6 separate regions of the Mus musculus genome follow, and all the other regions are linked to region 1. A link is a loop called in an ENCODE intact Hi-C map of the cell type or tissue named here. Cell type or tissue: heart. All regions are shown on one strand.

Evidence for each region. Peaks named below come from ENCODE experiments on the same cell type or tissue, not always from the same donor. Only the 100,000 strongest peaks of a DNase experiment are listed, where the experiment ranks them.
Region 2: it touches region 1 in a loop (4-fold over the local background); 13 of 42 quality-filtered maps call a loop at or near these places.
Region 3: it touches region 1 in a loop (5-fold over the local background); 39 of 42 quality-filtered maps call a loop at or near these places.
Region 4: a loop joins it to region 1, with 11 times the contacts of the local background. A loop is called at or near these places in 35 of 42 quality-filtered maps.
Region 5: it touches region 1 in a loop (4-fold over the local background); 13 of 42 quality-filtered maps call a loop at or near these places.
Region 6: it touches region 1 in a loop (2.4-fold over the local background); 3 of 42 quality-filtered maps call a loop at or near these places.

Annotation. Positions count from the first base shown.
Region 1 is chr3:10,305,434-10,309,433 of GRCm38, reverse strand. No RefSeq gene overlaps it. Among named protein-coding and RNA genes, the nearest start is that of A930014E01Rik, 9.5 kb to the right of the region's middle. In heart, CTCF peaks have their summits at 1,641 (motif pointing right) and 2,329 (motif pointing right); a DNase peak (open chromatin) is centred at 2,333; H3K4me3 peaks cover 206 bases; H3K27ac peaks cover 227 bases.
Region 2 is chr3:9,959,241-9,963,240 of GRCm38, reverse strand. No RefSeq gene overlaps it. Among named protein-coding and RNA genes, the nearest start is that of Fabp5, 51 kb to the left of the region's middle. In heart, a CTCF peak has its summit at 2,404; no DNase peak of the experiment used is centred here.
Region 3 is chr3:10,007,561-10,011,560 of GRCm38, reverse strand. No RefSeq gene overlaps it. Among named protein-coding and RNA genes, the nearest start is that of Fabp5, 3.0 kb to the left of the region's middle. In heart, a CTCF peak has its summit at 1,987 (motif pointing left); a DNase peak (open chromatin) is centred at 1,950; H3K27ac peaks cover 223 bases.
Region 4 is chr3:9,708,698-9,712,697 of GRCm38, reverse strand. The region is part of intron 3 of Pag1 (phosphoprotein associated with glycosphingolipid microdomains 1); the gene reads left to right. Among named protein-coding and RNA genes, the nearest start is that of Gm33169, 48 kb to the right of the region's middle. In heart, CTCF peaks have their summits at 1,592 (motif pointing left) and 3,597 (motif pointing left); no DNase peak of the experiment used is centred here.
Region 5 is chr3:9,945,731-9,949,730 of GRCm38, reverse strand. No RefSeq gene overlaps it. Among named protein-coding and RNA genes, the nearest start is that of Gm33273, 62 kb to the right of the region's middle. In heart, a CTCF peak has its summit at 1,861 (motif pointing right); a DNase peak (open chromatin) is centred at 1,870.
Region 6 is chr3:9,832,087-9,836,086 of GRCm38, reverse strand. Pag1 (phosphoprotein associated with glycosphingolipid microdomains 1) reads left to right here and starts at 2,408. Exons shown (of 9, transcript NM_001195031.1): 1 at 2,408-2,876. In heart, no CTCF peak of the experiment used is centred here; DNase peaks (open chromatin) are centred at 2,476 and 2,936; H3K4me3 peaks cover 2,049 bases; H3K27ac peaks cover 1,712 bases.

The DNA of each region.
Region 1 (4,000 bases):
AAGCAGTAAGTCAAATAATATATTTGCAGATTATATATTTGCTGATAATGTCTGTCAAAGTGGTTGGCCATGGAAACTCTAGTGTCTTGTCCGTTGGAAGGGAGCTAATTTGGCCATTTTCTTGCTCCTTGGAGTATTTTAGGGAAGCGTGGTATGTTCTTCCTCCGCAGGGCCATCATGAAGTCTCCACCCCCATAGAGTGGACTCTGGGATGCTGTAGTCAGACAAAGTACCATTTCTCCTAGCAGCTTATCAATTCTTGTGATGAGGAGGAAGCCCTTCCTTATCTTGGATCTTGCCTTTACATCTTTTATAGTGCCTGGATGCTCAACATTGAGTGTGATGCTCTTTGCAGTGAGGGTCTTTCTGAATGAAATCTGCATCTTGGCTGTGGTTTCACTGCAGATGGTGGGTGTAGAAGGAAAACCAGCCAGGGCCCAGGGAGTTTCAAGGTCAGAAGCCTTTAACTTTCAAGGTATTTTAGTTGATAATAAATGTTTTTAACATTTATTGAAACAAGAGATTCCTATGTTCAAGCCCGCTCTTTGCTTATATTCTAGGCTAGAGTAATCTAGGTTACCTTGGGCTTCCTAGAGAAACATTGTCTCTAAAGGTTTGCATTTATAGAGCACATTGTACCATGCATTATGGGGAATGCTGCATAGTCAGCCTATTGATTACTCATAAACTGCCAGGACTAGTGATAGTGTACACTTGTAATCCCAGCATTTGAGAAGCCGAGGTACGAGAATTGCCATGAGTTCGAGGCCAGCCTAGGATACATAATGAATACCCACCCAGCCAAGGCCTCCAGAGCAGGATCCATCTCAATAAACGACAACAGTAACAACAAACAGTAATTCTAAGAGAGGCTGTGATCTCCATGGAAACAGATGCTTTTCCATCAGCAGACGTTCCCTGTGCAGATGACCTAGCTAAGCCATGAACTCCTGAGGAAAACCCTGGCTGCACATCTGGGAATCATCTGAGAGCTTTGAACTTGTGTCACTGCTGAGGTCCAAGCCAGTGAGCCAGCATGTTCCAGGCCGGAGTGTTGTAGACTATCTGTATTTTCTTTTTCCCAAGTAATACTGTCCGGTAGCTAAGATCAACATTTGTCTCCCAGAAATAACTGATTTCTTTCTTTCTTTCTTTCTTTCTTTCTTTCTTTCTTTCTTTCTTTCTTTCTTTCTTTCTTTCTTTCTTTCTTTCTTTCTTTCTCTTTCTCTCTCTCTCTCTCTCTCTCTCTCTCTCTCTCTCTCTCTCTCTCCCCCTCCCTCCCTCCCTCCCTCCCTCCCTTCCTTCCTTCCTTCCTTTCTTCCTTTCTTTTTCTAGACAGGGTTTCTCTGGATATCCCTGGCTGTCCTGGAACTCACTTTGTAGACCAGGCTGGCCTTGAACTCAGAAATCGCCTGCCTCTGCCTCCCAAGTGCTGAGATTAAAGGTGTGCGCCACCACCGCCTAGCTTTGATTTCTTACAAGTCTAGATTATGTATCCCCCTGACTCTCCCTCCACAAAGCAAGAGTTGTGTGGTACCCTTTGAAACCTTCCTGTAAAAATGTTGCTGGGTCAGCTCTTTGCTTGGGTGGCTGGTGGTGGTGGGGATTTAATTAACTTTTTTAAGTTCCAAAAATGAACACTAGATGGCAGACAACTCACAGGGAATCGTGGTATTGTTCCAGCATGCTTATTTCTGCTCTGTTTTATATCTCATTCAAATAATAACAAGCCAACCTTTGACATTAATACAGTATTCAAGCCAGTAGTGCTGGTGGGTATAGTGCTGGTGGTATGGGTGCCTAGCAAATGTCAGGCCCTGAGTTTGATCCTCCATCCCTGTAAAATTAATTTTTTTTTAAGATTTATTTATTTATTATATGTAAGTAAGTACACTGTATCTGTCTTCAGACACTCCAGAAGAGGGGGTCAGATCTTGTTACAGATGGTTGTGAGCCACCATGTGGTTGCTGGGATTTGAACTCTGGACCTTCGGAAGAACAGTCGGGTGCTCTTACCCACTGAGCCATCTCACCAGCCCCTAAATTAAATTTTAAAAAATAAATAACACAAGGGAAATCTTTCTGAATTGTGCTCACATTCCCTTAACCAGAGCTGGGGTACCCATATATGTGATTCATTTTTTAAGGTAGTTAATTTTTCATGAACATATGCAAAATACAATAGCTGTCCTTTGTTATCGTATTGAGAATAGTTTCCCCATTAATATATTTTAATATCCCTCCAAAGTAATCGACCCACTTTGGAAAGATTTACAGGGCTAGCTTTCTTTTCTTGGGCCGTTTGTGGCAGCCCCAGCAGTATACAGCAGAGGGCGCTAGTGCACCATGCTCCACCACTTCATGGAAGAATGAGGTGGTGAACACAAAGAATTATACTAAAGAATACTGGAGTAACATCATCATCACTTCTCTGGTCTCATAACATCCAGGCACCCCAGGTCCCACACCGCCAGATGGCTGCAGCTTGCAGAGCCACCCTAGCTGTCGTCAGGGCAGGCAGGCTGTGCAGTGCATCGGGTAGAGTGGGGGTGGGGGTGGGGTAGCAGCAGTGGGGGTGGTGCCTGTGGCTCTTCTACAAGCAGGGGAAGAGCTCTCCTTCCGTGTTTCTTTACTGTCTTCTGTTTTCACATCATACATCAAAATGATCTCTCATGAGGAAGGGCAAGGTCCCCCGTTCTCCTAAAATACAGTCTAAACTTACTAATGTGGACTGCACGGCCATTGAAGATGGTACCTGCACCAGACAGAGGTGGGCTGGATGCTTTTAACCTCAGCAATATACCTTATTTTCTCTTGTAAGCTGTGTTTGGACTTATTTTTATTTTGTTAATTCTAACCTTCACTTTTCATTGTGAGCCCCACCTGAACTCATATTCTACTGACATTCCCGTGTCTAACTTCTGCTTACACATTTTATCTTAGTTTACCTGTTACTTCTTCCAGGAAGCATCACTTCTTCCTCTGAGAGGTCTGCCTTTCTCTGTCAGTTGTAGACTATGTGCTGAGCCCTCACAAGGCCCTGGGTTCAATCCCCGGAAGCCAGAAGAACACTCAAACATGGTGAGGTATGTGTGTAATTCCAGCTGTGAGGAGGTATGCTACATCCACTCCAATAGTGACAAGCCTGGGTGCTGTCCCGAGGCGAAAAGTTCACAGAAACTTAGTCTCCTGGAACCGTGGCATCCTGTATAACGAATGCTCCAATGTCCTTGCTTTAGTTGGTAAATGGATCTGTGTGCTTTCCCTTAATATTGCTTAATTACAAGTGCTCCTAAGGATTGATATTTTGACATATAGCTAAGTTAGATTCTAGGCAGTCCTTGATCCGACCTTGGGCATGAATAGCTAAGTCACTGCCCTACACAGAAATTTACCATTATCTAGGAAGATGGAAGTTTGTGACCTAAAGAGGAACCAGAGTAGATACTTAGAACTATAGATAGCTGAGTTACACCCATACACAGGTATTTACAATGGCCTAGGGGGAAGGTGGACTATACAATAGACTAGAGTAGGAACTATGGCAAGGGCACGAAGCCCTTGCCCCTGGCTTCTAAGATTAAGCTGACCTTAGGTGGGGCTGCCTTTGATTCCCAGTTGTTGACATTGAATTTTATCCCAGTTGGTTCCTGCCAGTCCTTCCCTGTTTGCATTCCTCTGTTTTGTGTAAGAATCCAGTAACCTCTTTGTACCTTGTTGGTGTGTCACCTAACTTCCCTATTTTCTTCTGTATAAAAAGTTTGATGCTGGATTTGACAAATTACATTCAGATCCAGCACACTCTCTCGTTCTGTGTCTGTCTGTCAATTCCCGCCGACTCTATGCCCGTCTGTCTGAACCCCTGATTCCCACGAATTGAGGGGGGCCTACTGGGCCCGGTCGGTGGCAGAGGTCGAGGCAGGAGGAGCAGGGAGTCAGGGTTATTCTTTATCGTATGTGTATGTAGCAAGTGTGGGGTCACCTGGGATATAGGAAACCC
Region 2 (4,000 bases), 350 kb after region 1:
TACAGATTCAATGCAATCCCCATCAAAATTCCAACTCAATTCTTAACGAATTAGAAGGAGAAATTTGCAAATTCATCTGGAATAACAAAAAACCGAGGATAGCAAAAACTCTTCTCAAGGATAAAAAAACCTCTGGTGGAATCACCATGCCTGACCTAAAGTAGACCAATGGAACAGAATTGAAGACCCAGAAATGAACCCACACACCTATGGTCACTTGATCTTCGACAAGGGAGCTAAAACCATCCAGTGGAAGAAAGACAGCATTTTCAACAATTGGTGCTGGCACAACTGGTTGTTATCATGTAGAAGAATGCGAATCGATCCATACTTATCTCCTTGTACTAAGGTCAAATCTAAGTGGATCAAGGAACTTCACATAAAACCAGAAACACTGAAACTTATAGAGGAGAAAGTGGGGAAAAGCCTTGAAGATATGGGCACAGGGAAAAAAATTCCTGAACAGAACAGCAATGGCTTGTGCTGTAAGATCGAGAATTGACAAATGGGACCTAATGAAACTCCAAAGTTTCTGCAAGGCAAAAGACACCGTCAATAAGACAAAAAGACCACCAACAGATTGGGAAAGGATCTTTACCTATCCTAAATCAGATAGGGGACTAATATCCAACATATATAAAGAACTCAAGAAGGTGGACTTCAGAAAATCAAATAACCCCATTAAAAAATGGGGCTCAGAACTGAACAAAGAATTCTCACCTGAGGAATACCGAATGGCAGAGAAGCACCTGAAAAAATGTTCAGCATCCTTAATCATCAGGGAAATGCAAATCAAAACAACCCTGAGATTCCACCTCACACCAGTCAGAATGGCTAAGATCAAAAATTCAGGTGACAGCAGATGTTGGTGTGGATGTGGAGAAAGAGGAACACTCCTCCATTGTTGGTGGGATTGCAGGCTTGTACAACCACTCTGGAAATCAGTCTGGCGGTTCCTCAGAAAATTGGACATAGTATTACCGGAGGATCCCACAATACCTCTCCTGGGCATATATCCAGAAGATGTCCCAACCGGTAAGAAAGACACATGCTCCACTATGTTCATAGCAGCCTTATTTATAATAGCCAGAAGCTGGAAAGAACCCAGATGCCCCTCAACAGAGGAATGGATACAGAAAATGTGGTACATCTACACAATGGAGTACTACTCAGCTATTAAAAATAATGAATTTATGAAATTCCTAGCCAAATGGATGGACCTGGAGGGCATCATCCTGAGCGAGGTAACACATTCACAAAGGAACTCACACAATATGTGCTCACTGATAAGTGGATATTAGCCCAAAACCTAGGATACCCAAGATATAAGATACAATTTCCTAAACACATGAAACTCAAGAAAAATGAAGACTGAAGTGTGGACACTATGCCCCTCCTTAGAAGTGGGAACAAAACACCCATGAAAGGAGTTACAGAGACAAAGTTTGGAGCTGAGATGAAAGGATGGACCATGTAGAGACTGCCATATCCAGGGATCCACCCCATAATCAGCATCCAAACGCTGACACCATTGCATACACTAACAAGATTTTATCGAAAGGACCCAGATGTAGCTGTCTCTTGTGAGACTATGCCGGGGCCTAGCAAACACAGAAGTAGATGCTCACAGTCAGCTAATGGATGGATCACAGGGCTCCCAATGGAGGAGCTAGAGAAAGTAGCCAAGGAGCTAAAGGGATCTGCAACCCTATAGGTGGAACAACATTATGAACTAACCAGTACCCCGGAGCTCTTGTCTCTAGCTGCATATGTATTAAAAGATGGCCTAGTCGGCCATCAATGGAAAGAGAGGCCCATTGGACACGCAAACTTTATATGCCCCAGTACAGGGGAACGCCAGGGCCAAAAAGGGTGAGTGGGTGGGTAGGGGAGTGGGGGTGGGTGGCTATGGGGGACTTTTGGTATAGCATTGGAAATGTAAATGAGCTAAATACCTAATAAAAAATGGAAAAGAAAAAGAGAGAGAGAGAGAGAGAGAGAGCAGAATTTGAAGAGACTTAGATCCTTAGTAGAAAGCTGAGCAGGCAGAAGAGCTGTTACCTGGCAGCTGCATATACACATCCTACTTCTGCTAAAGTCAACTGAGACTGTATCCTCCTCTTCCTCCCAGTCTAAAAAAAGCTCTGAATCACTACTATGATTGTTGACATCTTTAAACAAGCAGTCTTCTGCTCCCCTTTATTTAGTCAAAACCCTCAAGAAGTTACTTTCCAGAACTGATTAAGACCTCACTCAAGCACCCACTTTAGAGGAGAGCTTTTCAAGGAGAGCTTGGGCATCAGATTTGTAAACTTGCAGCAGGAGCCCTGCTCCACCTCGGAATGAGCTGCTAGCAAGCTTGCAAGTGTTAAGAACTAAGCGCTTCAGCGCTCCAGTGCGGCTATGGCTGCTATTGCAGGCCTGGGCGAGGTAATGGCAGATTAGAGTTCTAGAGGAAAGAAAACGCCATTGTTTTGTTTTGTTTTGATGTGTTTCTTGTACAGCCCTGCCTGTCCTGGAACATGCTCGTTCTATAGACCAAGGGTCCTCTAGGTCCTCCTGCTTCTGCATTCCAAATTCGAGGACTAAAGGCATGTGATTTTATTTCCTTCATAGAGAACAGAAACCATTGTGGAATTGAACCACAGGGGTGATTTCTTATTTCTCCTGAGCCACTGATATCAGAGGGTGACGCGATCACTATTTCGCGAGTGGATGAGTGCTACCTACCCAAAGGCCCTCATCATAAAGCTGGAGTCACTAGCTTTCCAAGAGAACCGATTAGGAAACTGTAATCGCACCCATGCTTGATCCATAGACTTGGCAAGTACAGCAAAGAGAACACACAGAAGAAAATAATTTGGATTTTCCAAAATGTGGGCCCCTTTCCATATGGCCCGTGTGGAGCAGCAGATGGCCAGAGCGGCGTGCAGTGAGAGCTGACGGCCAGCAGGCAGTCCCGGCGTGCTTTGGTTGAAGCCTGCCATGAGGCGAGGTTTCCAATCAATTAGACCAAAAGAAAGTGGCGATTTCTGTGTTTATGATTCTTTGGTTTGTGTGTTTCAAAAAGGGAAATTAAAAAGCAAGAGGACAGACGCGGGGGAAAGGTAGGGTAAGTTCTTGAGATGGCTGCTGGTGCCAGAAGCCTGAGCCAAGAGCTCCGCAAGCTGTGTGTGTGCGTGTGTGTGTGTGTGTGTGTGTGTGTGTGTGTGTGTGTGTGCGCGCGCACTCGCGCACATGTGTGTGCGTGCATGTGTGTGTGTCTGTGCGTGTGCATGTGTATGTGTGCACTTGCGTGTGTGGGTGTGTGTGGGTGTGCATGCGTGCGTGCCTGTGTGTGTGTGTCTGTGCGTGTGCACGTGTATATGTGCGATTGCATGTATGCATGCGTGTTTGTGTGTGTGTGCGCACACGCGTGCATGTGTGAGTCTGTGTGTGTGTGTGTGTGTGTGTGTGTGTGTGTGTGTGTATGTGTGTGCGTAGGTAGGTAGACACATGTTGTACATGGATACACATGCTCTGGCTACCCTAGTACTTTCTGTATTATTAACCCAGGCTGAGCTCGGCACCAAGCAGTCGTCTTGACTGTCTCCCACATGCTGGGATTGCAAGCATGAGCCACTATATCCCAGAAATACAGTGATTTTTTTTTCAGCAAAACTGAAATTCCTTAGTAAGTAAAGAAGAGTCTCATTCTAGAGAGTTCCCTTTCCGGGTCCTCATCGGTTGCCAGTGCAGCGAGGGGCTGCCCTGTTCCGTGGCTGTCAGGTTTCTCTGTGTTGCACTCATGCCTTGGGTTCCTCGTGTAAACAGAGACCCTGTTCCCAGCTCTTGTTGGTACCCAGCAGCCGCCTCTCTCACCCGAGTCCTTCATGTCCAGACGAACTTCAGGCTTCCACCCCACCCCATCCTCCTCCTTTACCCACGTGCCGTGAAAAGCCTTCCTCCCCACTGTAGGGCTTCCAAGAAGTCTTTGTTTCAGGACACAGTCTGTGTGCCT
Region 3 (4,000 bases), 300 kb after region 1:
CTACCACATGCTGACATTACAGGTGTGGCCAACACCCTTGCGGAAGTTGTCATTACACAGTTACTGATCCTCACTTTCAGTGTCATTTTTAGTAAGCCACCTGTGATAGTCCATGCTTTGTTAGGATTCAGGTTTGTATTAGATAATTTGCCCAACCACAGGCCAATGTAAATGTCCTAAGTCTGTTTGAGGGCAGCTGAGCCATAATTTTTTACTAGGTTGGATATATACAATAACTCTAAGTGAATTTACTGCAGTCACGCTGCCCTGCAGCTGAGGAAGTGAACCCAGGATGGAAGACTCCTTCAGATCCACAGCACCCACACAAAAGCTGCTGCTGTGTCTGCACCTAGAACTGCAGCTCCCTGGTACAGCCCACCCGGCATTGGCAAGCTTCCGGGTCAGTCAGAGATCCTGTCGTGGCAGACAGCTGATGTCAACTACTAGCTTCCACATACATGTGCACACATGCAGGCCCGTAAACACACACACATACACACACAAACACACACAAATGCACGACAATTTATACTTATGATTTTCTTTGTCTAAAGTACGTCCTTTCAAAGCTATCCAAAGGCCTGCAGCTTCTCAGACCAGCTCAAAATATGCCATACATACATGAAGTGCCACATTCTCTACTAAGGCCATACATATATTGATGTGTCCTGAGCTGCGACATCCCACTGACTGAGGCCATCAGTTCCCTTCTGTGTGTGGAATGACCTTTCTCAGACTGTCTTTTTTACAGAATCTTCCTGCCTGCTCCCACACCTCATTGGAGGTAACATGGGCTGAAATGAAGTTGTCGCCACCCAGACGGGCTATCACCACGGAGACAAGGTCAGCTTGTTGAGTTTCTACTGCTCCCTCTGTGGTCCTTCCTGGCATTTGCACGGATGAATTTTAATGCCTGCGATTCCTGAGGAAGTTATCCCAGTTTCACAGGAGAGGAGACGAGGCTAAGAGAGCCGGTGCTGCGGAGTAGTAGAACTGGAATCGCACTGAGGAGTTTCTCACGAAAGATCTTGTGAAACAGGACCACACCTGCCTGTCCTTTGTTCATGATGCTTATAAGGAAGCTAAGAGAAGAGGCCACAGCCACCCTGCCAAGACACTAATTATTGTATCATCCCTCACACAATTAAAATCTGACAAGCCTCTACCATGCTGCAAGAAGTTCCACGGCCTACATCCCCTTTATTACAAGTTTCTGTGTGTCTGTGTGCATGTGTGCATGTGTCCATGTGCATGTGTTATGTGAATATGTGTACACAGAACCACGACTGCAGTCTTTAGCATTCACACACTGTGTCCTGCGTTTCCCGATTTCATACATCAGTCCACATTGCAAATATTGGCTGTGACTGTTTCTGACATATACATTAATCTGACAGTATGGCTCCCATCTCACTACGAAGTTGCTGTTTTGTTCTTTCGAACATGCTCAATACTCTCCACACAATCGAAAGCCTGCCTTTGAAATAGATGCCGCCTTCAAACCTAGTAGTTACATTCAGATTTTCATGCGTCCCTGACCACAGCTCACACTTAGCCCACTGGCCATGTCTAGGGTTAGAAGCTTAGTATTTTCTTAGGCACATTCAGATGGCTTCAACAATGTGCACATTTCTTTCGGAATGAGCCCGAGTTAAGGGTCAGATTTGAAGAGGCCAACAAGAATCCATAGGAAAGGCCTTAGACTCTTGATTCACCTAAATCAACTCTAAGCATGCAGGTCTCTCCTTTGAAAACCGTAGCACCTGTGTTACTTCCTCCAGCTCTTCCTCCACTAGAGCTGCAGGGACGTGTCAATGGCCCGCTTAAGCAGGGCTTTCCACGGGTGGAAAGAAATGAAGGCTCGAGCGTTCCTTGAGGCTTTTCCTCTGGCCACCTGAGAACAGATGAGGCCCGCGCAGTTTCTGAGCTATCTATGCGCGACTCAGTTCATGACCCTGAAGGGAAAGGCTGAAAAATCACTCTATTGCCACCTAGTGGTAGTAGCGAAGTATTTCTCCCGGGCTTTATTTGATTAGCACGGATGGCCTGTGTTCTCATTTGTGGACACAGGTAGGTAGCTTTGGAACACGGAATGTGATTTCCTTTACAGACACCCTAGCAGCTGTTGTGTAAGCAGGTGCGTCTCTCACACGGCTCCTCATCCTTTACAATAATTCCTGAGGGCAGTAAGTATAGGTGGCTTAGCAATGTAGCTCATGAGAGAGAGAGAGAGAGAGAGAGAGAGAGAGAGAGAGAGAGAGAGAGAGAACACCACGGTAAAGAAATTATGGCACAGAATACCCGAAGTAATTCAGGTTTAGACAGTTAAGTATTCTCTAAATACCTGGCAAGATACATTTGAAAGGCAGAAGAGCTAAGTATAAAGTGGGATGTGTCTGAAGTAACACTTCTCATGTTTTAGTGAGAGACTGGACAAGTCTACAATTGGAACTGCATATTCAGATCCAGTAGGTCCAGAGCAGGGCCTGGACTCTTCTCATCTACTAAGTCCTTACTGGCGTTAAGACTGCTAGTCCAGGCACCGTGCTCCAGATACCAAGGTTGCAAAAGATGCCCAAACCCACACCTGTGACCTTGCCACAAGAGGCCACTCCCACCTCAGCACATGAAATATTTTTATATTACACTCTTACAGTGGTTCTGATTATCTCCTTATGTGAGAACAGTATCTGCTCTCTCCATCTCTGCATTCCACACATAGACACTTGACTGACTGTAGATAAAAAGTATTTGAGGAAAAATGAGTCTAATCAATTTATGGAGAGTTTTATCTTTTTGCTATTTCCTAAACAACACAGTGTAATTCTTGTTTTTATATTTAAACATCATACTTTAGTTTATTATAACAACATAGTTTGCATTTTAATAACACTATAACAGAATGATTTAAAGAGTTTGGAATAGGAAGTGGGAAAACCAAATTTTTTTTTAAAATTGCCTTTTCTAAGTGGGTCAATGGGACACATGTATTCACCAGCTGTTTAGTTACGACTGACTCCTACTGTGCACATGATCAATAGAATCGGAAAGCCTAACACCAATAACACATGTTGGGTTCCTTTGGAGTATAACAATGGCTCTTACTACTTTAATACCCAGAACGTTCAACTTAAATACCCACCACAAATAAAGAAGAGAAACATGGTGGAGTCAAAACTATAAAACTAAACGAGCTTTACGTCTTCCTGGTGACTTGTGTGTGCTCGTGCCTGCTCCATACCCTCCTCATCGCCTAACATGAGCCTCTTTTGTCCTCCTAGGTTTTATACTATGCTTACCCTTACCACTGTTTCTATACAGTCATGTATACATTAAAGGCTAGGATCTGCATATGAGGAAGAAAATTTGAGGTTTATTTTCTGAGTTTAGGTCACCTTGATAAGTATTACACTTTTCAGGTGCATCATTTTCCTGCAAATTTCATTATAATATTATACATAACTCTTCACATTGAGTTTACATTGCATTGGTACTTAGAGACAGAGTCTATGGGGGCTTATGCATGGGTCATATTCAAATACTATCTCATGTATGAGAACTGAGTATCAGCTGATTTGGTGTGTCTGTCTGTCTGTCTGTCTGTCTGTCTGTCTAACTCATCCTTTCAAGACTCCAGAAGACAAACAGGAAACAAATCAAATTGACTAAATGTATCTGATTCAGTCATTGAACTTTTTCCGATCTGGCAGGGGCAGCTGTTTATCTGTCCACTTTCCAGGAGGCCTGAGCAAAGGCTGCAAATGGCATGTGGAGGTGAGCAGGTTTGAGCCTGCGTCTGTTAAAGTTTAATGCCTCCCTGAAGTTGTATAGCAAATCTGTGAACTCGCCTAAGTCTGGCTTGTTCTACTGTTGACTTGCTTTGTTTACCTCGCTTCTAGTTAGGGCTTTCCTATAAGAAAAACCACAGAGCTGCTTCCAAAGGGAAACTGTAGGATTTCATTGCAGATACATGATAGACCTGCATCTTGTCAGTTGTCCT
Region 4 (4,000 bases), 600 kb after region 1:
GTAACTAAATTTGGAGGGAGAAAGGGTTGTAAGAAGAGGGGACCTGTTCCAGAAGCCTGGAAGCTGAGCGCTAAAGGACAGGACAGTGTCAGAGGAGACGGTAGATGAGGCTGTCAGTGTGTAGAACTCTCAAGGGAGGGGGACAGGGAGTGGTCGTGTGTGAGAGTTAACGGGGAGACTGCTGGCTCTGAGACTCATGCTCAAGTGGTAGTGGTATGGCTGTCCCCAGAACGATCCACTTTGCTGGTTCCAGAGTGAGGGTCTGGCCCCAGGACACCCTGGGCTCCTTCGGCTTCTCTCCCTTGCCATGTAAGCCACCCCTGCATCTGAGAGTGCCCTTGCTAGTCTTCCCGGAAGCATCCTGACCAGAACCTAGTTTTCAGATTATGAAGATGCTGAGGTTTTTAAGGGAAAAGAGATGACTTCATCCCTGCCCTCAGAGTCCTTTTCCGCCAGGTCAAATAAGCAAGCATGCAGCAAAAAAGGAAGGATCCCCAAATCCAATTGCATGCTTGCTGAGATGTCCCTCATGGCCTGAGGCAAGCAAAGCCTCTTCCTCTGCCACCCTCTGATCACAGGCTACGTCACCTTGACCCAGATGCTCAGTGAATCCCAGCTCTGTCTGGAGTATGTGCAGCACAGGCTGCTAGAAATAACAAACCTTCTCTCTTCTCTTGTCCTCCTCTTCTCCTCACCCCCCCCCCCGCCACCCCCAAATCCACACTAAATCAAAATGAGGAAAAGCACTTAAAGAAGACGTTCCCCTCCCTGCCTAGCACTAGCTGGTGCTGGTGCTGGTGCTAGTGCCGGTGCCGGTGCCGGTGCGGGTGTGGGTGCCAGTGCAGGTGCCGGTGCCAGTGCGGGTGCGGGTGCAGGTGCTGGTGGTCATAGTCATCGTCATCATCATCGTGATATCTTACCACAGTGACAGAAGTGAAGTTAGGACAGAGGGCATGAAAGGGCTGTCCTGGGGTTCATCCCCTGGCCCACACATCCATCATTTTACATAGGGCAGGGATTTACCAGAGAATTTTGCTCCTCCTGACTGTTAACTTGTCTGGTTGGTTCATTTGTAACCCATACACAGTTTGCATACCTGGTACTGACAGCAGGAGCCATTCCCATGGGGCTGGCAACTCTGCCCTCCCTGGTCCCTTAGGAGAGGGGTCATAAACCAAGATGGTTTCTGTCATCCTTAATTACAGGTCCACAGGACAGCTGTGAAGCCATAATAACTATCATTACTGACCTGAACCTGCTTCAAAGGGGCTGCAAGTGTTCGCCTCCCTAGATAATCTAATCTGCGGGCCACCCCAGCCCTGTGAAGTGTTATTATAGGGCAGGCTGTGATCTGAGCACCTACCTGCTTAGAGCGTCTGCTAGAAAAGTGAACAGCTGCCCTGCTCTGCCCCTTTTGTTCTTCTTGCTGGTATTTGCTTTCCGTCCTCTTGGAATTGATTTGGGTGGCTGATAGTCCAAGCTAATGAAGAATTAAACACCAAACATGACCAACCACAATTATTCAGGACCTCTCCATGCTGCTCAGGCCTGTTCACTGGGACTGAAACTAGGGTTAGGCTGCCACCTTGTGGCTTAAAATACCTGCTTTAAAGATAAAAGGCCAATAGTTTTTACTAATGATTGAAATCATTTACTGATCAGTGAAATCATCAAATCTGTATATTTGACAGGATGATAATAGATTGTGGAGTTTTCAGCACAAAATATCTATCTATCTTGCTAATCCCAACACTCTGCAGGCAGGGGTGGTAGAAACAGGAGTTCAAGGCCCTCCTTGGCTATTTAGCCAATTCAAGACCAGCACATGGTACATAAAAAAAGTAAGTAGCAGAATGAATTTCAGCACAAGTTTATAACCTGAAGTACCCACCTGAGTCAAGGAGTTGTGTGCCCGAGTCATCAGAATTGCCATGCTTAAGAGGGGCGGGAAACTCCACTGCCCCTTTTCAGGACTGCAATGTATTTTTATTCATGACTGTCTGCAACTTGATTGGAATCAGCCAGTGTATCCAATAATGAAGCACACTATAAAGCAAAAAGACCTTGTGCACAACTGTTCACTGCTCTCTAGCTGTGTTAACACTACCACCTTCTGGAGCTCAGCTTGGTGTGATCCACAGGTGTCATAGTGTCACTTGAGGTCAGTAACGGTCAGCGGGACTCCTTTGCCCTGAGTCAGATCATCTCAGGGGTGAGCTAGAAACCCAGGACAATGGAAGCGCCCAGGAATCTACAAGAACAACCCTAGTAAAGACTCCTAGTAGTGGGAGAGATGGCCTGGAACAATAGTCTCCTATAACCAGACAAGACAAGTGGAGGGATTGAGACATAACCCAGCCACAAAGCCTTCGACTTACAATTTGTCCTGCCTACAAGATGCGCTGGAGTGGCACAGAGAAATTGTGGAAGTGTCCAACCTGTGACTGGTCCAGCCTGAGATCCATGCAATGACAGGAAGCCTAACCCTGGCACTGCCCAGAGGGCCAGGAACCAGAAGCTAGATAGCCAGAGACTTAGGATAGAACCAAACATTACAGGTCCCCTCACAAAAATCAAGTCAGTGAAATGATTCCTGAATCTCATAGACAGGAGCCCGGCATAATCGCCATCAGAAAGGCTTCGGCAGCAGCTGGTGGAAGCATGCAGAGACCCACAGTCAAACACTAGGTGGGGCTCTAGAAATCCTGTGGAAGGGGGTACGGAAGGATTGTGGGAGCCAGAGGAGTCATGGGCATCATAAGAAAATCCACAGAATTGATTAACCTGGACTCATCAGGGCTCACAGAGCATGAACTGACAATCAGAAAGCCTGCATGGGTCTGACCTAGGCCCTCTGCATTTATGTTATGGTTGTGTAGCTTGATGTTCTTGTGGGACTCCTTGCAGTGGGGGCAGGGGCTGCCTCTGATCTTTTACCTCCTTGTGGGGCCCTTTCCTCCTGCTGGGTCAACTCATCCAGCCTTGATAGGAGGGTTTATCATAGTATGACTGCGACTTTCATATGGATGTTTAGTTCATACCAGATTGCAGGCCTGACCTTGTCTGAAGGGAAAAGGAGGAGTGGATGGGGAGGGGGAAGGGAAGGGAGAAGAGCTAGGAGGACAGGAAGGAGAGGAAAGTGGTCAAGGTGGAGAGAGGAATAAATTTTTAAAGATTTTTTATTAAAAAAATATTTATATATGCAGTCCCAAAATCGGCTGCTCTTTGTTTTTAGTAAGGTTGTTTGTTTGTTTGTTTGTTTGTTTGTTTGTGACAGGATCTATCTTTGTAGTCCTAGCTGTCATGGGACTCACTCTGTAGACCAGGCTGGCCTCAAACTCACAGAGATCCATAGATTACCTATGCCATAGATTACCTATGCCTCCCAAGTGCTGAGACTAAAGGCATGTGCCACCATGACTGACCTACAAAATCAGTTATTCACGACGAGTCTTTTCCAGAAATGTAACATGCACCCTACGTAAGGACCACACTCCCATCCCTGCCAAGAAGGCGAAGAGCACAAAAGTCACACCATACACATGAATGGGAGTGCGTTCACACAGGGAGGGTACATTGCATCGCCACCTACTGGGCAAGCAGTGTATCTACACAAGTGGGCAGGAAGTTGTAAAGAAGCTGGGTTGTAAAGGAGCCTGGGAAAATTCAAGGCAGTATCCACGTGAGGTGTTGGTGGCAGAATTATGGAGGCAGATCCAGAAAGAGGTGGAGAAAAAAGAGTGTAAGATCTCTAGAACAGGAATAGTCCACTCTGGAGGTGAGAGGTGTGACTGTACACATACCCTGATGCCACGCTCCTCTGGAGACCGTTTTGTCTCCTGTCTCTCCTCCGCCCCTGCTGTAGCCTCAGTCCTCCAGTCAAGTAGCAGTGGGGCACTGGGGTGGAAGCCGTCTGTGGCTGAGCCTGAGGTTTTACCCTGGCTCCCCGAAGTGAACCAGACAATTACTCTTCTCATTATGAGATTTTTGTACAGGGCAA
Region 5 (4,000 bases), 360 kb after region 1:
AGAGAGAGAGAGAGAGAGAGAGAGAGAGAGAGAGAGAGAGAGAAAGAAAGAAAGAAAGAAAGAAAGAAAGAAAGAAAGAAAGAAAGAAAGGAGAGATAAGTATCTTGTTATTCTCAGAGTAAATATCCATCAAGATATGTAAGATTTAAAAATTTAATGTATAAGTGAATAAATTCACGACCATAGAAATTATTGTTTCTGGAGAAAGATATAAAGTTAGATAGAACATATCGACTATGAGTAATTTCACTTTAAAACGAGATGATTTGCAGCACAGACCAGACTGGGTGGCGCATTGGCCTCATCGCCAGGCCCTTCTTCATAGCTACGGGATCTTCTGGGCCAAGTTCACAAAGGCGACCTAGAGCCACTGAAAGCCGAAAGCCATTCTCTTATGACCATTCAGATGGCAAGACACTGTGTTTATTATACCATTCCCCATATAAAACATAGCGTTGGGTCATTCTGATGAGGTGGCAAGAGATGTTGTACCCTGGGTTGGAAAGCAGGTATTTCTAGCTGAAAGAAAGGCTCATGGCCAAAGATGTGCTCTGTGGATATATAATCATGCCACCGCACTCAGCAAAGTCTGAGTAGTGGTGCAATGGGGGAAATTTTAGCAATACTTCAGATGTAGAGGAACTGGGGATAAAACTTATGTAATCCCTGTAGCCCCAAACACCTAGACAACAAAAGACAAGTGTGGGGGTACAGGGCTGCTCAGAAGCAGCTATTGTGAGCATGCAAGTCCAGCGAGGCTTAAAAATATGTCAAACTTCAATATCACTTGAGAAGGGGAAGTGGCTTCTTTATGTTTTAGTAATCTTTAGGTGTTTCTTAATGACTATTATTATTATTATTATTATTATTATTATTATTATTATTATAGCATTACTTTTAGGTATCAAATCTACCAATTCAACCTACCAGGCCAGTTTAGTCTGGCCTTCTCATGATGCACTGTGGCAGGATGGTTGCAAATGCAAGGCCTGGTTCAGCTACATGTGAGGTCCTGTCTCTAAAATCATTTTTCCCTCTCAGCTTTGATGAGACCTGTGTTGTGTGAAGTCTTTGTGTCAGGCATTGTGATGATAGAGTATATGAGGGTAACACTCAATGTCTCATGACAGGCATTTCACACTCCGGGTCTGCATCAGCCTGCATCCCACCCAATCCTCACCGACAGCCTGACCATGTCAAATGCTCTAACACACAGCACAGAAAAGGACTATGCAGGATTGAAGTCTGCTTGACAGCACTGGAGAAGTGTGTACAGGAAGCCGACACCTAGCTGGATATAAAGACTGAGGTTCTGTAAGTGGGAGAAAGAAGGCGCACACTAGCATGCACATATCGAGTGTTCTGCTGGGATGGAGTCGCTCTCTATGAGGTGGGGAACAGCTTGGCTTGAGGCAAGTGTCACGGAGATCATGCATGTGTTGGCGCTGTGCATAGAGAGCCTAAATAAACTTGATTTTCATCCAAGCATTCAGTATTATAGACATCATTTATTAAAAATCATTCATATTTTCATAACTTGATTTCTCATGCCTCAGCCAAAGACGTGCATTTTGAGAATAAAAATTATAAATATAATCACATCACTGTCAGGAAATCTGCTAAGTGTTTCCCATGTGTGAAGCACAGGTGCCTCATGAGAACCATGCAATAGCTCCTTATCGTCATTATACAGTTCAGCTAGCCGACATGGAGCAATATTCTATAGCTTCTCCAAAGTCACATGTGTGAGGAGGTGAAACAAATTCCACAATGTTAAGTGCAGACTTAATTCTCACCCTGTGGGCAGGCCAAGCCAGGGAGTGCCTCAACTACTTGTAGTTAATCAACTGTGCCACTAGATGGCAGAACCAGTCCAATTTGGAGAGCGCTCTGCCTGGGTGTGGCCGTGGCACTTAGCAATGGCTAGAAATGGCTGTCACTTTCAAGTTTAGTAGATCCGAGTCTGAAATAATATCCTTCCTAAGTAATTAAATTTTGCATAGAAATGTTTTTATTTGAAGTCAAGCCTTACACACATTCAAAGTAATTGTCCATGAAAGAAAATTGAAGGGATCCATATTTGGATCGCCATTTCGCCCTTCACAGGGAGAGTTGTAATCCTAGCGAAGAAAACAAAAGATATCTCTGGTCTCTAGTGGCCACAGCACTCTCCACTCCATCTGCTCCAGTAAATCTGGGATGGTTTGCCTTGGGGCGTGTCTTCTTGGGGGTCTTGACTTTGACCACGCCTCTTATCGTGTTGGATCTGCAGATACTGTACTTATATTAGACTAAATAGGTACAAATATCTTACAGGAAGACACACAGCTGTGCAGGGCCTGATTTTGCCCTGTTGTCTTGTGATTCAGTTCTTCAAGTGAGTTAAGGTAAATCTCACCAAACTTTGCTCTAATATCACAGATCTACATCTCATTCACAGCACTGATGCCTAAAATTTCTCTGCTAGAATTATCTTCCACCTTGCTAGCTAGTTGTTCCCATCAACCTGAACAAGCTAGTGTCGTTTTGGAAGAGGGAACCTCAACTGAGAAAATGTCCCGACCAGATTAGCCTGAGGTACGTTTTCTTGATTGATGATCGATGCGAGAGAGCCCAGCTAACTATGAGTAGTGCCAGCGCTGGCCTGGCGGTCCTGGGTGCTACAAGAAAGCAGGCTGAGCAAGTCATACGGAGCAAGCCAGTAAGCAACACCACTCCACAGTTTGTGCATCAGCTCTGGTCTCCAAGTTCCTGGCCTGACTTCCCGCAACAATGGAGTGACTTCAGAAGTAAAAGATGAAATAAATCCTTTCCAACCCAATTTATTCATGGTCATGTTCTATCACAGCAATAGAAATCCAAGCCACCCATCCTACTGAATGCCACAGATACTCTACAGGACTACTTCCAGTAGCCCTGGCTAAGACATGGCTCTAACCAAATTGCTACACAGTGGGGCCTTTGTGAAAATGGAAAGTTCACGACAGGGACACAGTGGCAACATGCATCAGGCTGAGTCACGTCGAGTTCAGGTCACAACATAGCCACAGGAACCATGAGAATCCTTGGCTAAGCGTTTCTTTTCCTCAGAAAGACTGTGACTCTGCACTCTCTCCCGCCCCAGGCCAACTCCCCAGCCTTGGTTAACAGAACAACAGCAGCAAGGACAACAACAAAAAATCCCAAGCAGAAAACAAGCTATCAGTGAATACAAAGAGGAACTTGTAATTGCAAAAAATATAAAAATGTGACATGAGAAGCATTCAGAGCCTCGTTGAATAAAGAGTAGCGTTTGTCACCCATTGTCAAGGCTCTGTCTTAAGATTTTGTTGACTGTACTCTGATGTCATGCTAATGTATGTAAAAGAATAATTGTGGTTTTGCAATGTTGCATCCTTGAGTGGCACACAGTAACAATATGTGATACTTAAGTACTAAGCCATAGCGTGGACAGCAAGGACATCAAGTGTTTTCATGAAGTAGCAGAACTGTGACCTGCTATGTTAGGTGCAGCTCGTCATGAAGACGGAGACTCAGGAAGTGGATCCCACCTTCACCTCCATCATGGTGTCTGGGCTTTTCAGAATGAGCGTACCGTGTTTTCCCAGCTACTTGCTCGTGTTCAATGAACTATTCCTATGCATTCCACGCAAAAATGTTTCTCACATATAACAGCGCAGTCAGGCATGCTGTGGTTCGGAAGCTCTTACTTGACTTGAATTTTTAGTGACCCAATGTTATGATAGATAAATGTTATTTTAGATTAAAAGATAATTAAATTTTAAGTCTCCTCTTAATCCTAAGAAATTATCATTCTTATTTTAGTAGCCCATCAGTTTATATGGCTAAGTACTTAACTATGAGTGTGTGTATACACACATCATCTCCATCTTCACATGGTTGGACTTCATTGTTTTTCTTTATGGCAGTGTGAATTATGATTGTATAGACATAGTACTTCAGCTTTTGATATTTGTATTTTAGTTTCTGGGCTTGTGTT
Region 6 (4,000 bases), 470 kb after region 1:
CTGACTCATGGGTTCAGAGGTTCAGTCCATTATCATCAAGGTGGGAACATGGCAGCATCCAGGCAGGCATGGCGCTGGAGGAGCTGAGAGTTCTACATCTTCATATGAAGGCTGCTAGCAGAATATTGGCTTCCAGGAAGTTAGAAGTAAGGTATTAAAGCCCACAACCACAGTGACACACCTATTCCAGCAAGGCCACACCTCCTAATAATGCCACCAACCTGGGCAGAGCATATTCAAACAATCACAGTCTCTCAAACTATGTGGAAAATATTGCAGAGTTTTCTTTATAAGATTCCAGTCATTTCCTGTTACCTGAAGCTTGCTCACACCGGAGCCAGAGCATGGCGTACCTGCTCAGTGGGCGTTCTCTTCTTGGTGCTTATTCTTTGACTTGATTGCTGTGTGTGTGACATATGTGCATATACATGATCATGTGTGTGCATGAGCACACATGGAGAGCCCAGAGTTTGATAGTGGGTGCTTTCCTCAATTGCTCTGCACCTCATTTTTGAGTCAGGATCTTTCACTGAACCTGGATGTCCCTGATTGAGCCTGGTCCCCAAGTCCCACTGATCGCTCCATCTCCACACCCCCAGATCTGAAATAGCAGATGTGGCTTCAACATCTGGCTTTGTAAGTGGTCCCTTTCTAGGGATCCCAATCCAGGTCCTCTTGTGTGTGCAGCAAGCACTGCATCAACTAAGCCCCACAGAATGCATTTTTTTAAGAGCAAAAAATAGATACAATAACTTCCTATATCTAATTTAGAAGATCATTGTGGGATTCAATGAGGTAAGTCATTGTGGTGGTTAATCTTGTCAGCTTTACAGGACTTGGTGTGTCTTAGGGAAAGGTGTTCCCAGAGAGGCTTATCTGAGGAGGGGAGGCTCTTGCTGCCCTTGGGCAGTGCCATAGCATGGACTGGGATATTGGAATAAAAAGGACTAAACACCTCTCATCCATCCCGACTGTCAATGCCGTGTGACCGACTTCCTCACGCTGCTGCCTTCTGCGCCATGGTAGACTGGACCCTCAAAGCATGGCTCGAACCAAAGCCTTCATTCCCTGAGTCGCTGCTGTTGCCAAACATTTTGTCACAGCAATGAGAAAAGTCACTAGTACAGCCTGGTGGTGAAATCCAGACCTTTATAAGTTCTCAAACCAACGAACCTCTCACCGTCCTCTAAATCCAGCCAAGTTGGATCCTGCATCCTTATTCTCAAAGTACCTTTCCAAGCTGAAGACTGAGTTTAATATCTCCTACACATCCTCCTCTGCAACGTATTAACATTCCTTTCTCCTTTACTCAACTCCCTATTCCCACCCCTTTGCTCCTAATGAGCCGTTTTTATCCAGCCAACTTCACACTACCTGAGTGAATGTGTGTATGTTTAATATCACTCGTGCCTGTTCTTCCCCATTAGAGAAAACAAATGAACTTGTCAGACAAATAACTGTTTGGTTTAGAGTTCAGTGGACTTGGCTCAGAAGTCCTGAGTGTCACATCTGGACTGGTTATTTGTTTCCACACTGTCTATCCCCATTTCCGGGTTGCTTGTTTAATAAGTTAAAATTCAAGGCCAACAAAACCCTTGTCAGATTTATCTGCAGCTTGTTCCAGGCAATATTCGAGTCCTCCCCACCCCACCCCACTCCCCCACACAATCTCCCCTCCCACTCCCTCCCCCAGTGCCCAGTGGGTGAACCCGAACCATAGTGGATACGCCTTGGAAATTCCAAGTTAAAAGCATTTTCACCTGATTCTCAGGCAGACCCACACGCCAGTAGCTGCTCTGGGGTCTCTGTCCTCGTAAGTGGCAAGGAAGAACAGGGTGTGGGAGGCTTGCAGCCCTGGAATAGTCTTGGACCCTATTGGAATAGGGATTCCCCATCCTCCAGACCTTCTGAATGTGCGTAGGCAAGTGTTGTATTACCATACAACCAGCACATTCTCTTGGGGAGCTTTGGGCAAGGCTATTTACAACCTACATACCTGGGCCCCACCTCTCAGAGTCTCCTGTGTTTACTTTGGAGTCCAGCCAGGACAAAGGGCTCCTACAAGCTCCTCAAGTTCTTACTCTGCATCAGATCAAAGTGAAAGGTGTCCTGCAAATTGCAGTCCTTGAAGGTTAAGCAACCATCTGGGTTAAACTTGACCTTTGCAGGCTGTCCTGGGACCCTAAGGCAGTTCCCCATAGACTGCTTCTTAAGGGACAATGGGCTAAGGAGACAACCTCAGTCACAGAGTTTTTGGTCACCAGCCCTGATTTTGCGAAGCTCCAGCTCCTTGCCCTGCAGCTGGCAGCCACATTAGCCTCGCAGCAACCCCCCCCCCGACCCCGCCCCACCCTTCTCGCTCCGCCCAACCCCGCCCGTTGGCACCGCCCCCGTGACGTGCCGCAGCAGTCGCGAACATGCGCACTGAGTCCCGCGCGCTGCTCCGCCTCGGCGCTGTCATTCTCCGCGGCGCGGCGGCCAGTGCGGACTGCGGTTCCCGCCCGGCGCGCGGGTGCTGTGACTGCTCCTCCGGGGCGGACTGGTGACTCTGCAGCGCTCTGGAGCCTCTCGTGCGGGGACTCCGTGGTGTCGCATTCCCTCAGAGAGGGAGACACGCACCCGGAGCTCCGAGCACAGCTCTCAAGGGCTGGCGGCCACGACGGCGTTTGCTCGGGTTCCCGGTGCAGTCCGAGTCTCTGCGGCCGCCCGGTGCGCCCGGGAGAGCGCACCTCCCCCGGCACGGCAGAACCGAGGCGACGAGGATCAGGAGGGTCCTGCGCCCGCTACCACTGCCCACCGCGGGCCAGCCCGGCTGCGAGCAGCGGAGTTGCAGCGCTTTTTAGAGCTCTGGAGCCCCAGAAGACCTCTGCGAACCAGTAAGTTGACTGTAGTTTCTGAAGTTTCGGGCAGCGTGGGAAGGACAGGTTCGTTTTATTCCTGTGGTTCCAGGCCGAGGTTTTACCTCCCGTTAGCGGGGCTGCGGCTGGAGGAAGGCGTACTGGACTGTAAAGGATGGGGCATGGCATTCGAAGACTCAAGGCTGGAGTCTAGGGCTGGCTCCTGCCTCTCCCGAATGTGCCAGCTGGAAATGTGCTAGGGGAGACAGGTGCTCCGAGGGCATTTGGCCCGCCGCTAAATTGCACATTCTGAGCTCCTTGATTTTGCGCCGCGTGGGGTCAGGGACGTCAGCCACCTCCATCCTAGGAAGCTCTGCCTACATCCCCTCCATCCCCTCGGAGGACTGGCACAGAGATGAGAAGCTGAGACATTGCTGCTCGGGCCTGCAGGCTTTCTGCACATCCCACTTCACTCTTCCCTTAGGCAGAAGTTGCCAACCTCCCATAATTGGAGCCTAGCCCTTTAGGGAAAAACAACTTATGTGTCAAATGAGTGTTTTGTGCTCCAAGGCATAGAAAATGAGAAAAGTGCTCTATGCGTTTTAATTCATATGCTTTAAGAATGTGGGCAAGTCTCAAAGAAACAGGATTCCGAGGATGGCTGAGTTGTCCTGCATCTCTTATGTAAGCCTCCTGGCTGGGTACCTTTGCATCTGCAGGGGCTGCATCTGGGCCTCTACTCACTCCATTTTTTTTTTCAAGTCCAGCTTGAGCCGTATTTAATAAAAACGTTGACATGATATAGTGGTTCGTAGTCAGAAACAGGGCAGTCTTTAAATTAGACTGTCTTCTCCTAATAGGGAGCATGGGAGGAAGAACTTGGTGTATTTTTTTCAAGGCAGTTCAAGGAATTAGATACATAAATCATGCTTTAAAATACCATACATTGTACAGAGAGCATGCACAGAACCCTCTTTAGAACACATCCCCTTTTGTTTTAGTAAAAGTGGAGATTTGCTCATACCAGACAATTGTTGAGTCTGAAAGTGAAGTGCACTGATGGCCTTAATTATCTTAATAAACAAAGAGCATGATTTATAGGTAGCTACAGTGGCCTACTTTGAAGGGTAGAAATCTTTAACCTTTCATTCTCAGCTGCCCCT